Regions from separate parts of the Homo sapiens genome. Here regions 1, 2 and 3 are each linked to region 4. Evidence: chromatin contacts called from ENCODE Hi-C or POLR2A ChIA-PET data. All regions are on one chromosome and are shown on one strand. The core of a region is the stretch at or near the end of the contact, and the rest is flanking DNA. Distances in the headings are between cores, read along the strand shown. Region 1 holds the start of AGBL2 (AGBL carboxypeptidase 2). Region 2 overlaps CELF1 (CUGBP Elav-like family member 1). Region 3 holds the start of MTCH2 (mitochondrial carrier 2). Region 4 holds the start of DDB2 (damage specific DNA binding protein 2).

Region 1 (2,759 bases), core at 242-2,741, 500 kb before region 4:
ATACAGGCAGCAGCAGGTGTTCATATCCTTGATTTTGAGAATTTCCCCTCAAGTATGTGGCAGTAAATACAACAAGACACTCTATGTATTAATGTCTCCATTGTCTTAACCCTGTTCCAAAACAAAATTCACCTCCTTTCTTTATGTGAATGTATTCTCCATAAAATTCCAGTATTTAAAAAGCAGTTTACTGTTCTGTACTTTCTGTTGTATCACAATCAGGTAAAAGTCACTTTAAACTGAGGAAACGGCAAATTGTGTTTTAAAGCTCTTTGTATTTCTCCAGTTTCTGACCTTGTAAATTTGTATATATGCACTAATAAAGCTTTTTTTATAATCCTGATGGGTTATCCTTTTGCTCGTCAACTCCTGTTATTCTGATTATGTAACCAGGACTTGTTTTTTTTTCTAAGCATATACAATGCAAGGTGCAAACATTTAACAACAGCTTTCAAGAAAATGAGCAGGAGATCTTTAATGGGGAGTGGTGGGGCCAGTTTAGACAAACAGGCTTCTAGTCCCAGATGGTGCTGTGTGATCAAAGTTTTGGGGTCTAATATTATCTATAATATCTAGATTGGTTAATAGCCATATTAGATAATATTTTACCTACTTAATTCCTGGCAATGATGTAATATGGTTAACATTTCAGAAAAAAAGGTGCTTTATAGCTTTTTTCCCCCCACTGATAAAAGTAACAGATACGGTTATATTCATATATAGTTAACCAAAGACACGTGTTTGAATTTTATTGTAGTATATTTATTTTTTTGTTGTTGGTTTTTTGTTTTTTTTTTTTCTGGAGACAGAATTTCGCTCTTGTTGCTCAGGCTGGAGTGCAATGGCACGATCTCGGCTCACCGCAACCTCCGCCTCCCAGGTTCAAGTGATTCTCCTGCCTCAGCCTCCCGAGTAGCTGGGATTACAGGCATGCGCCACCACACCCAGCTAATTTTGTATTTTTAGTAGAGATGGGGTTTTTCCATGTTGGTCAGGCTAGTCTCCAACTCTCGACCTCCCAAAGTTCTGGGATTACAGGCGAGAGCCACCGCGCCTGGCCTGGAGTAAATTTCTATGCATATAATTGATTTTTTTAAACCTAATCAAAATGTGTGATTTGAATTTGTTAGCTCTGTTTCTTAAGATTTGCAGTGTAGAAGGTAATTTTTCCTTTCTAGCTGTGCAGTGGAGAGAATGTTAAGGTGAAAGGAGAGAAGCAGCAGCTCTCTTAGAGCAAATTATGCATAACAGTTATCTAAAGCCAACAGCAAACCAGCTTGGAAGTATGTTGAAGGCTACTGGCATCGTACTCATCAATGCGGTTTCGATTCCGAGGCTGGGGCTGTGATGTATGAGGGGAAGAAAGCCGCTGCCCGCCATACATGTTGCAGACCTTCCCGGGGTCCCCGCTCCCTCCTTGGGGGCGAGGCCTAGCTCCCCGGAAGCGCCCGACCGCCCCGCCCTTTCTCCGCTTCCTGCTTTCGGTTGCTAGACTACCCGGGCCCTCACAGAAGGCGGTGGCGGGCGGGTGCAGCGAGTTTGTCCCCTTGCCCGCACACTGCTTGGCCTCTGTACTTAAGTGCGGTGGCCGCCTGCCTCGCTGGAGCTTCTCTGCCGCAGCCATCCGTGCTGCTTGGGACGGGCCGGGGCGCGAAGGCGGTCGCATCCATCGCTCTGCCCTCCTGGGAAGTTTCTGCTCTCCTTCCCCGCTCCTACCCTTAGGAAACCCCCTCACCACCTGCCCCAGACCAGGTTCCTCTGAACCCTAAATTCAATCTTTAGGGCCCACTTTCCCAACCCCCTGACCTTTTTCCATCGGCACCTACCGAGACGACTTCGTCGCGTGCTCCCATACCCATTTCTTTCACTTTCCTGTGGCGAGCATCTCCTTTCTCAGGGAAAGGGAAGCATGGGGCCAGCACCTTGGGAAGAAGAAGCGGGAAGATACGCTGCCCTCCCTGTCTCAGATGCACCTCTGGCCTCGGCGTGACCACCTTGTTTAGCTGAGGAGAAGCTGGGTTGGCAGGGTTTTCTGAAGTCAAGAGGGAGCTGGGGGGCGCCCGGGGAGGTATTGGCAGTTTTTTCACTTGTCCTCTTGTGGCTTTGTAGCTTCTCTTGTGTAATCAGCTGCCTATTTGGAAATTGGGCAGGGTTTGCGACTGGATGCTAATGTCACTGACTAGTTTTCAGCCTACCATCCAGAAGTAACATGTTCCCAGCTTTGGAAACGCACCTAAAGCAGGTCGGTACACAACACGGAAAGCCACAGAAATTTCTTCGGGGAACTCCATTTCTTCGGGAACTCCACAGAAATCTGCTACTAGATGAGAAGGGATGTTCTGGTGGCATCTTTTCTCAGCTGGAGATCTTGATCCCCACGATAGAATAATTCGCATGGAATGCAGCTCGCTTGGTTTAGTCTAGTCCTATGCAACAACGCTCATGTACTTTTTGTTGAGTCTATTATGGTTTGAAAACATTATCTTGATTGAAGTGGCCTTTCCTTTCACAGACTATTCCTGATCCTTATGAAGACTTTATGTACCGTCACCTCCAATATTATGGCTACTTTAAAGGTAATACCATGTTCTTATCTAGTATCACCTTTCCTGGACTCAAGAGGAAAATTGCTTCGTTAGCTGGGAGGGTTGCACTTGGGTAGACTAATAAATAATTTGCATTGACAAATAAATACTTTTTCCTCTACCATTAGTGAAAAGTACTTCCTTTCCCCATTGATCTGCGGGTCACCTCTGTCA
Region 2 (2,978 bases), core at 13-2,512, 300 kb before region 4:
TCTCAAACTCCTGGGTGCTAGAGATGTTCCTGCCTTGGCCTCCCAAAGTGCTGGGATTACAGGCATGAGCCATCATGCCTGGCCAAAAAGAGATTTTTAAAAATGTTTTTTGCATGCTCTGTTTGCCTCATCTGAGTGCCTCTAAAATAGGGTGTCTCTCAGGTGAGACGACCTCTGGTTTAGGTGCTTATATACTCATGGAAAGATCATATAACTAAATGGGAGGTGAGCTAGATTAGGGAGGTAGTTCTATTTATTGGTTGTGAATATGCAAGGATGCTATTGGCAGAGTCAAGCTTTAGGCCATTTGTGGCTCTGATCCTTTAATAATGGCTGCTTACGAGAAAATGTTTATCATTGTTAGGTGCAAAAAAGTAGGTTGTGCAGTATTATACTTAGTATAATATTGAATTTGAAAATTCTGTGTATTTGAGGCCAGACATGGTGGCTCATGCCTGTAATCCCAGTACTTTGGGAGGCCAAGGTGAGCCCATCACTTGAGGTCAGGAGTTCCAGCCTGGCCAACATGTCGAAACCCTGTCTGTACTAAAAAATACAAAAATTAGCTGGGTGTGGTGGTGCACGCCTGTAGTCCCAGCTACTTGGGAGGCTGAGGCAGGAGAATTGCTTGAACCCGGGAGGCAGAGGCTGCAGTGAGCTGAGATCATGCCACTGCACTCCAGCCTGGACAACAGAACAAGACTCCATCTGGGGGGAAAAAAAAAAGGAAAATTTTGTGTATTTGAGTGTTTGTACATTTTATTGTATGCATGGAAGAAATCCTGGTAGAAGATAAACCAAAATATGGTTGTAAGTATAATTAATTAAAGTTGGGGAAATGGAAAAATTAAAACAGGAAGGAATACTTATGAAATATTTTGTTTAAAAAAAAAAAAAGAGGGTGGCCGGGCGCAGTGGCTCACGCCTGTAATCCTAGCACTTTGGGAGGCCGAGGTGGGCGGATCACGAGGTCAGGAGATCGAGACCATCCTGGCTAACATGGTGAAACCCCATCTCTACTAAAAATACAAAAAATTAGGCGTGGTGGCGGGTGCCTGTAGTCCCAGCTACTCGGAAGGCTGAGGCAGGAGAATGGCATGCACCCGAGAGGCGGAGCTTGCAGTGAGCTGAGATCACGCCACTGCACTCCAGCCTGGGTGACAGAGCGAGACTCTGTCTCAAAAAAAAAAAAAGAGGGGGTGCTGCCCACATGTTGCTTTTACAGTACCTGCAATTTCAGGGGGGAAAACCCCCAAAAAACTAGGAAGTGCAAGTATGTCTCAATTCAGGAAAGTTCATAGAAACTTTACAAATTACACCAGATAAACTGGGGAATTAAGTTCAACAATTGAAGGTCTGATATGTGTTACTTTTATTCAGGTGTTCTGTGGATATGAATATAAATGAGAAAGTTGAAACATAGTTCACTAACAACATTTTGAAATGAGATTAAAATCACTAACAACATTTTAAATGAGGTGAATTGTATGTGATGTGGACTAAACTAGATAGCTGTTTAAAAACTTGTTTAGAGAAAATACAATTATAGTTTTAGATGACCTAGTGTTAGTCTAGATTAATCTAGTCCCATCCTCTAGGGATTGGAAGTCCAAGAGGGGACCATTCTAAGAATGGTTGTGAACCCCTTATAGAATCTGATGAAAGCTGTGGATTTTGTTTTCAGGAAATCTCACTTGTCCATTTTCACACGGTTTAGCATAAAGTTTAGTCTGTTTAGCCTAAAGCATTGTTGGGCTTACAGGCCTCCAGCTCCTGAGAGGTCTGCTTCCCGCTTGATCCTTTTATCTGTTTACTTGGCTCTCTGGAGCATGAGAGTAGGTGAACATGGAGTTTTCCAAAGCAGGGGGCCTAACTTACTTATTGAGCTAGGCATGTAACAGGAAGAAAGAAGTAAAGGGCATTGCAAGCTGACCAAAAAGTAATACTTTAAAGAGAATATACTTTTCCCAAGTTATTTCTATTATTTGTCTTTTTTCTCTTTTCCAGTTAAAAGTTTGGGCAGGGTGCGGAGGCTCACATCTGTAATCCCAACATTTCGGGAGGCTGAGGCAGGCAGATCATTTGAGGTCAGGAGTTCGAGACCACCCTGGCTAACATGGCCAGACTCTGTCTCTACTAAAAATACAAAAAAAATTAGCTGGGCAGAGTGATCCCTCATCTCTAAAAAAAAAAAAAAAAAAAAAATTCTGGGCACGGTGGCTCATGCCTGTAATTCCAGCACTTTGGGAGGCCAAGGCAGGTGGATCATGAGGTCAGGAGATCAGGACTATCCTGGCTAATACAGTGAAAACCTGTCTCTACTAAAAATACAAAAAAATTAGCCAGGCTTGGTGGCCAGTGCCTGTAGTCCCAGCTACTCAGGAGGTTGAGGCAGGAGAATCGTTTGAACCTGGGAGGCGGAGGTTGCAGTAAGCAGAGATCATGCCACCGCACTCCAGCCTGGGAAACAGAGCGGGACTCCATCTCAAAACAAAACAAAACAAAAAACCGGGCACAGTGGCTCACTCCTGTAATCCTAGCTTACTCTGGGAGGCCAAGGAGGGTGGATTGCCTAAACTCAGGAGTTCAAGACCAGCTTTGGCAACATGGGGAAACCCTGTTTCTGCTGAAAATACAAAACATTAGCTGGGCATGATGGCTTGTGCCTGTAGTCCTAGCTGCTTGGGAGGCTGAGGCACAAGAAGCACTTGAACCCGGGAGGCAGAGGTTGCAGTGAGTCGAGATCATGCCACTTCACTTCAGCCTGGAAAAGAGAGAGAGACTCTGTCTCAAAAAAAAAGTCAGACTCAACTTTATGGCCCTTAGCATTTAAACAGACTTTCTGTGGGTTATGTGCATGAGCTTCCTTGGAGACAATTTTTAACCTGAAGCAGCCTTCTTAGCCCGGATCTCTGTGATCTTGAGGGAGTCATTTCATCTCTGTATCTTTTCTCATCTGCAAAATGGAGATAGCGTAC
Region 3 (2,998 bases), core at 4-2,503, 430 kb before region 4:
TAGATACAAAAACTGGAAATTAAAGTAGCTAAAATGACAAATGGATGCAGTGGAAAAGCCAGGATCCAAATCCAAGTCTTTCCCCTACAGTACTTCACTCTGCTCCAAGCTCAGATTCACCAAATGTTGTTTGATAGAACACGTGAGCTGGGGCTGAAGGAGCAGGGACAATGCCTTTTTCACTTTTGCCTCTGATAGCCTGTAGACTGGTAGGCACTGAAGTATTTGTTCACTTGTGCAATAAATATTTATTGAGCACCTCGTATGTGCTGGGCACTGAAAACACAACCGTGAACAGAGGCTGTCACGGTTCCTGAACTCATGGAGCTTTCATTCCAGTGGAGGAGACATAATTTCAGTGATAATGCTACGACGGGGCACAATGTGGGAGAAAATAAGAGGGAGGTGGCCAGGCGCGATGGCTCCTCACTCCTGTAATCCCAGCACTTTGGGAGGCCAAGGCGGGTGAATCACGAGGTCAGGAGTTTGAGACCAGCCCGGCCAACATCGTGAAACCCCGTCTCTACTAAATAGACAAAAATTAGCCGGGCGTGGTGGCGTGTGCGTGTAATCCCAGCTACTAGGGAGGCTGAGGCAGGAGCATTGCTTGAACCTGGGAGGCGAAGGTTGCAGTGAGCTGAGATCGGGCCACTGCACTCCAGCCTGGGTGACAGAGCGAGACTCCGTCTCAAAAAAAAAAAAAAAAAGAAAGAAAAAGAAAAGGGGGAGGTAATTTTAGAATGGTCAGAGAAGGTTTTTTTGAAAAGATAACATTAATCAAACGAATAAATGAATGAAAAGCCACTCGCTAGCGGATTCATTATTTGCTATACTTATTTAGAGTTTGTCAGTCACGAGACTGTTACGGCTCTGATGCTGAGTATCTTTTGAATCCTATGTTGATGATGCCCAAAAGGCAAGTGCAGAGATGAAGCATAATGAAGAATCCTTTTCAATTTCTTTTCAGTCCTCTGACCTTGCCTCTGCCGTCACGGTCACACTCCCCCACTGACACTCCCATTCTTCTGTTTCCGGACACTTGCGGCCTGGAAGCGCATGTGCAAGAGAAACCGTCATTCCTGGTGAAGGGCGAGCCCCCGGCAGAACGCATGCGCCTCTGTCCCTTAAGCCCCGCCCCGACCTCAGCGCCCCCTCGCGAGCGCCTGCCGTTTCTCGGGGCGGGACGGGGGGGCGGGGACTGGGCGGAGAGGCGCGTGCTGCTGCGTGCGTGCGCGCGCGCCGCGGGCGGGCCAGTGAAACCGGCGGCCCTGGCACGTGACCTAGGACCGGCTCACCGGGTCGCTTGGTGGCTCCGTCTGTCTGTCCGTCCGCCCGCGGGTGCCATCATGGCGGACGCGGCCAGTCAGGTGCTCCTGGGCTCCGGTCTCACCATCCTGTCCCAGCCGCTCATGTACGTGAAAGTGCTCATCCAGGTATGAGGCGTCGCCGCTCCCTACCCCGCCCGGCGCCCCGTTCGGTCGCTGCTGCTCAGGGCGCCTGAGGATCGGCTCAGCCTTGCGGGCCTTTCATTCTCCCGAGATGCTGCTGCTCCTCCGCTGCCCTTTACCTCCCCGCAGGGACAGCTTCCTCAGTCCCGCGGCCCCGCTTGGGGGCCTCGCCGAGCCCTCGCCTCGCCGCCCAGCGTTGAGGCCCTCTCCTCCCTTAGCCAACCGCCACCCGGCCCTGCCCTGCCCGGCGGATCCTCTGAACTTTGGTTCTTCGTCACTGAGGTGGATCCTGGCCGGTCGCCACCAAAGGCTTCCGAACCCTCCCTCTCGCCCCTCCGAAATTCACATTCACCACTACTCCCCCCAAAATCTCAGACGCAAAACACGAAATACTCAGTTGAAGACAAATGTGAAGTTAGGTGGGAACCAACATTTTATTTTTTATTCCTTTTTTTTTTCTTTTTATGCTACTGTTACTACTGCTTTTCTGTTCCGAGGTTTTCGCACCAGATACTGAGAGAAACACAAGGAGCTCATTCAGAAGTGTTAATGAAGGGGTTGCTCTGTCAGATTTCGGAAGGATGCATTGAGCGCTTTCCAGCAGCGGCCCATGTGGCTCCTGACAATGAAAATCACATTTGTCAGAGCTGGAAATTAGTGAAGCTGAGTTTTAGCGAGTTTAAACATGGGAGTTAGTTTCTAATCTACTGTCAAATAATTATTACATGGTATTTTATATTCACATGCAGGTAGGCCAAGTAAGTGATAGACTTAGTGTTTCCAGTTCCTTTGCTATATCCCTGTAATGGGCAGGTCATTCTTTTTTTTATGCTTTTACTGAGAGTTGACATAATTACCTCATGCACTGTGCCTAGGAATGGAACAGTTTTTAGAACCCCTGTCTCGCCGTCTACTTTTCTGTAAAAAATAGGCAAGACACTAGAGAGGGCCCCATTTCTTATTCTTGAGTTGTTGGGAATCCAAATTATTTCTTGCTGAGTAGACCTGTGTGAATTCAGATTCCATATGTTAAAGGCTATTGCAAATAAATTCTTTGTACTTAGAACAAAGACTGATTAGAATGTACTGTAACATCCAAAACAGAATTGGCACATTTGGGGCTAGATAGCATCGGAGGTGACAGCATGTTGCAGTATATAGTAAGAACCCTTGGGGCCGGGCGCGTTCGCTCACGCCTTCCCAGCACTTTGGGAGGCCGAGGTGAGCGGATCACGAGGTCGATGTTTGAGACCAGTCTGACCAACATGGTGAAACCCCGTCTCTACTAAAAATACAAAATATAGCCAGGTGTGGTGGTGCGTGCACGTAATCCCAGCTAGTCGGGAGGCTGAGGCAGGAGAATCGCTTGAACCCGGGAGGTGAAGGTTGCAGTGAGCCGAGATCGCGCCATTGTACTCCAGCCTGGGCAACAGAGCAAAACTCAGCCTCAAAAAAACAAAACAAAACAAAAAAGAACCCACTACTCAATACTTCTCTGGGAGACGGGGTTTTCTAATGATGTTCAGAGCTCTTGCCCCAAAAACTTTGAA
Region 4 (2,949 bases), core at 377-2,876:
CACCACAGTCTGGGTGATCGGACCACTCTGACAAGCTGGTGAACCAAGCCATCATCTAATTTGGGAGCATGCAATAGTAAAAATGCACGTGTAAACCCTTGAGGACTTGAGGCAAAAAATGCCTTACCTGCTGGACAGATGGCCAGGAAGCTCTGCCCAGCTTATGCTGGTGGAGGGTCCTGACGATGCTGCGGCATGGTGGCAGGATCTGTGGGCCAGCCAGCCCCACCCAGAGGCAGTCTGAGTCACATCTTCTGCTAGGACCTGCCAAGCAGAACAGACATATTTTCCTCTCCAATCTCACGAAAGGTTTTTCTGCTGAATTCCCCGAAAGGAAGCCTTGTTTCATTCGGCACGGTTAATCTCTGTCTCATCACCTCCTGCGGCCTTTCCATGTCTGTGTGGTCTCAACGAGCACCAGAAATAAAAAAATGAGTGAGGATTTGGCCCCTTCCCCAAAACACTCCCACAAACAGTAAGTCTGAAGTGAAAGTAAATACAGTCGTGCAGGGTTCCTGAGACCCCAGCCAAAGAAACACACAAGGATAAAGTACAATGCAGAACTCTTCCCAGTTTGGGCTGCAAAACTCGAGATGGGACTGGGTCACAATTTTATAAATCACATATAATGCACAATAAAAAGATTTTAGGGCAGCATGGCAGAAGTCACCGTTTAGGAAAAGAAGGAATAGGAAGGCCTGGAAATGCTCTTAACTAGGTTACTTCTGGGGAGGTAAGTGAAATTAGAATAGCAATAAAGCAACAACTCCTGATCACCAAACTGTATTTGAGGACCCAATCACTATAGGTCCGACGTCTTGACAACCAATTCTTTCTTCTCATGGACAAAAACCACTTGATTAACAAGCCCCAGCTCGTTTTTGAGTGTCTCGAAACTCCTTATAGCCCCAGGTTCAAGCCCCAGTAAACCTCAGAGAATGAGCTTTCTAAGGAGGAAGGAATTGGGGGCTCTCACAACTGACCACCGAGGACGTGCAGCTAACAAGCGTGACTATGAAATCCAGCACACACAGCGCCAGGAAAGGTAGGATTCTCTGAAGCCGTCCTAACTGTGCAAGAACCCTGATACGAACAAGGAATCTGACAAGTCCGTGTGTCTGTTGTTACGGAGCTCATCTGCTTCCTGTTACCTAGCGGGAGAGGTGTTGAAACCTAAACACTCTGGTGTCAAAGGACCTGCAGGTAGAATGCACAGCCGGAGGCACCCGTGACCTGCGCGGGCCTCGGGAGCCTCGGAGCACCCATCCCCCGCTGCAGCCTCCTGCGCGAGCACCCTAAAAGGCGGAAATATTCAAGCAGCAGGCACAGGCAGTACCGGAGCCCTTCGCACAGAGCTTCTTGGCCTCGGGCTCCAGCTCCAGGGGACTCCTGCTCCTCTTGTTCCTGGGGCGTAATACAATCTCGGAGGTCTTCTGGGTTTCTGGGCGTTTCTTGGGAGCCATCGCGTCCTCCGTGTGAAGGGGTACTGTGCTCTATGCGAAGATCATGGAGGGAGGATTGAGAGGCCTCTGGGGAGAAACAAGGCGGGGACTACAAAACTGCGGGGCCACAGGTAGCCGAGCTAAGCCAACTTCCCGCCAAACATGCCCAGGGCTTGTTCAAACCAGCTTGGAGCTCCGGCCCCACCCGTCTCGGAGACCCCGCCCCTTCCTGGAAGGCGGGGGCGCGGGGAGGGGGTGGTGCCAAGGGGCGGTGCCAGCGCTCCCGGGAGGGGCGGGAACTGCGCCAGGGCCAGTGCCAGCCCGGGTCAGCTGACCTCCCTGGAGCAAAGATGGTCCCCGGCTTTATGGATTTTTTTTTTTTTTTTAGCAACAGGGTCTGGCTCTGTCGCTCACTCTGGAGGGCAGTGGGGCGATCATAGCTCAGTGCAGCCTCCACCTCCTGGGCTCAAGCGATCCTCCCACCTCAGCCTCCTAAGTAGATGGGACTACAAGCGTACGCCACCACGCCCGGCTAATTTCTCTCTCTCTCTCTCTTTTTTTCTTTTTCTGGAGAGACGGGGTCTCGCTTTGTTGTCCGGGCCGGTCTTTAACTCCTGGGCTTAAGCGATCATCCAGCCTTGACTTCCTGACACGAACCCTCCTCAAACGCGGCGCTGCCAGGCCTCTGCGGGTCCGGGGAGGAGGCCCGGTGCCAGCCAAGGCTCTGTCTCCCGCCTTGCAATTGGTGATGACGCCCGCTCGGGCTTTGGGATTGGCTGGTCCCTACAGGGTGTAGTTGGGGAGTGGCGGCTTTGTAGAGAGCTAGTGCCTTTCCTAAGTTAGAAGCTGGGCTCTACCAGCGGTCAGCTTTGCAGTCGGATTCCAGAAACTACAGTCCCATCGAATCCAAGCTGCTTCTCTGTGAAGGGAGAATGATTGGAACTCCTTGCCTTTTTTTTTTTTTTTTTTTTTTTTTCCTAGAGGCAGTGTCTCTCTTCCGTTACCCAGGCTGGAGTGCAGTGATGTAATCACAGCTCACTGCAGCCTTGACCTCAAGTTTCACTGATCCTCCCACCTCAGCCTCCCAAGTAGGCTTGCAGACCTGTATCCCCAAGCCTAATTTTTTTATTTTTATTTTTGTAGAGACAAGGTCTTGCTATGTTTCCCACGTTGGTCTGGACCTCCTGGGCTCAAGTGATCCTCCTGCCTCTGCCTCCCAAAGTGCTGGGATTACAGGCATGAGCCACCGTGTCTGGTTCTCACTGCTCTTTTATTTGTTTGGTCGTTGGCTGTTTTTATTTTTTCTTTCTTTCTTTCTCTCTTTCTTTTTTTTTTTTTTTTTTTTGAGACAGGGCCTCTCTCTGTCACCCAGGCTGGAGTGCAGTGGCAGGATGTGGGCTCAATGCAGGCTGGACTTCCTGGACATCGATCCTCCCACCTCAGCCTCCCGAGTAGCTGGGACTACAGGTGCGCGCCGCAACACTCAGCTAATTTTTGCATTTTTTGT

The links. A loop is a pair of places that touch in the nucleus more often than their neighbours do. ChIA-PET counts read pairs that join two places held with the same protein, here RNA polymerase II (POLR2A). Pooled maps may share reads with other maps.
Region 1: a loop to region 4 is called in a pooled map, with 5 times the contacts of the local background. The contact joins the promoter of AGBL2 here to the promoter of DDB2 in region 4. A Hi-C loop is called at or near these places in 1 of 37 single-sample maps with no recorded cell type and 7 of 50 pooled maps. POLR2A ChIA-PET finds 5 or more read pairs at or near these places in 5 of 52 experiments (AG04450, GM12878, WTC11 and 2 more).
Region 2: a loop to region 4 is called in a pooled map, with 5 times the contacts of the local background. The contact joins the enhancer-like site here to the promoter of DDB2 in region 4. A Hi-C loop is called at or near these places in 5 of 37 single-sample maps with no recorded cell type and 7 of 50 pooled maps. POLR2A ChIA-PET finds 5 or more read pairs at or near these places in 6 of 52 experiments (GM12878, OCI-LY7, WTC11 and 3 more).
Region 3: a loop to region 4 is called in a map of CD8-positive, alpha-beta T cell, with 9 times the contacts of the local background. The contact joins the promoter of MTCH2 here to the promoter of DDB2 in region 4. A Hi-C loop is called at or near these places in 2 of 168 maps with a recorded cell type or tissue (CD8-positive, alpha-beta T cell and naive thymus-derived CD4-positive, alpha-beta T cell), 6 of 37 single-sample maps with no recorded cell type and 14 of 50 pooled maps. POLR2A ChIA-PET finds 5 or more read pairs at or near these places in 3 of 52 experiments (RWPE1, WTC11 and activated naive CD8-positive, alpha-beta T cell).

Annotation. Positions count from the first base shown.
Region 1 is chr11:47,714,101-47,716,859 of GRCh38, reverse strand. It overlaps AGBL2 (AGBL carboxypeptidase 2), which reads left to right and starts at 1,491. Exons shown (of 19, transcript NM_024783.4): 1 at 1,491-1,685; 2 at 2,110-2,242; 3 at 2,513-2,576. The coding sequence starts at 2,210. It overlaps FNBP4 (formin binding protein 4), which reads left to right. Exons shown (of 17, transcript NM_015308.5): 17 at 1-366. RefSeq lists an enhancer at 1,754-1,813.
Region 2 is chr11:47,511,680-47,514,657 of GRCh38, reverse strand. All of the region lies in intron 1 of CELF1 (CUGBP Elav-like family member 1), which reads left to right. Among named protein-coding and RNA genes, the nearest start is that of CELF1, 40 kb to the left of the region's middle. RefSeq lists a silencer at 959-1,098. Within about 2 kb of position 1,262, at least 12 of the 41 ENCODE cell types and tissues checked have a DNase peak (open chromatin) inside an H3K27ac peak, as active enhancers do; they include GM12878, where a contact is called at or near this core.
Region 3 is chr11:47,640,814-47,643,811 of GRCh38, reverse strand. MTCH2 (mitochondrial carrier 2) reads left to right here and starts at 1,253. Exons shown (of 13, transcript NM_014342.4): 1 at 1,253-1,433. The coding sequence starts at 1,347. RefSeq lists a silencer at 1,063-1,332.
Region 4 is chr11:47,213,651-47,216,599 of GRCh38, reverse strand. DDB2 (damage specific DNA binding protein 2) reads right to left here and starts at 1,626. Exons shown (of 10, transcript NM_000107.3): 1 at 1,337-1,626; 2 at 128-264. The coding sequence starts at 1,463. RefSeq lists enhancers at 1,294-1,573, 863-2,062, 1,904-2,143, 1,350-2,185, 2,186-2,949 and a silencer at 1,624-1,833.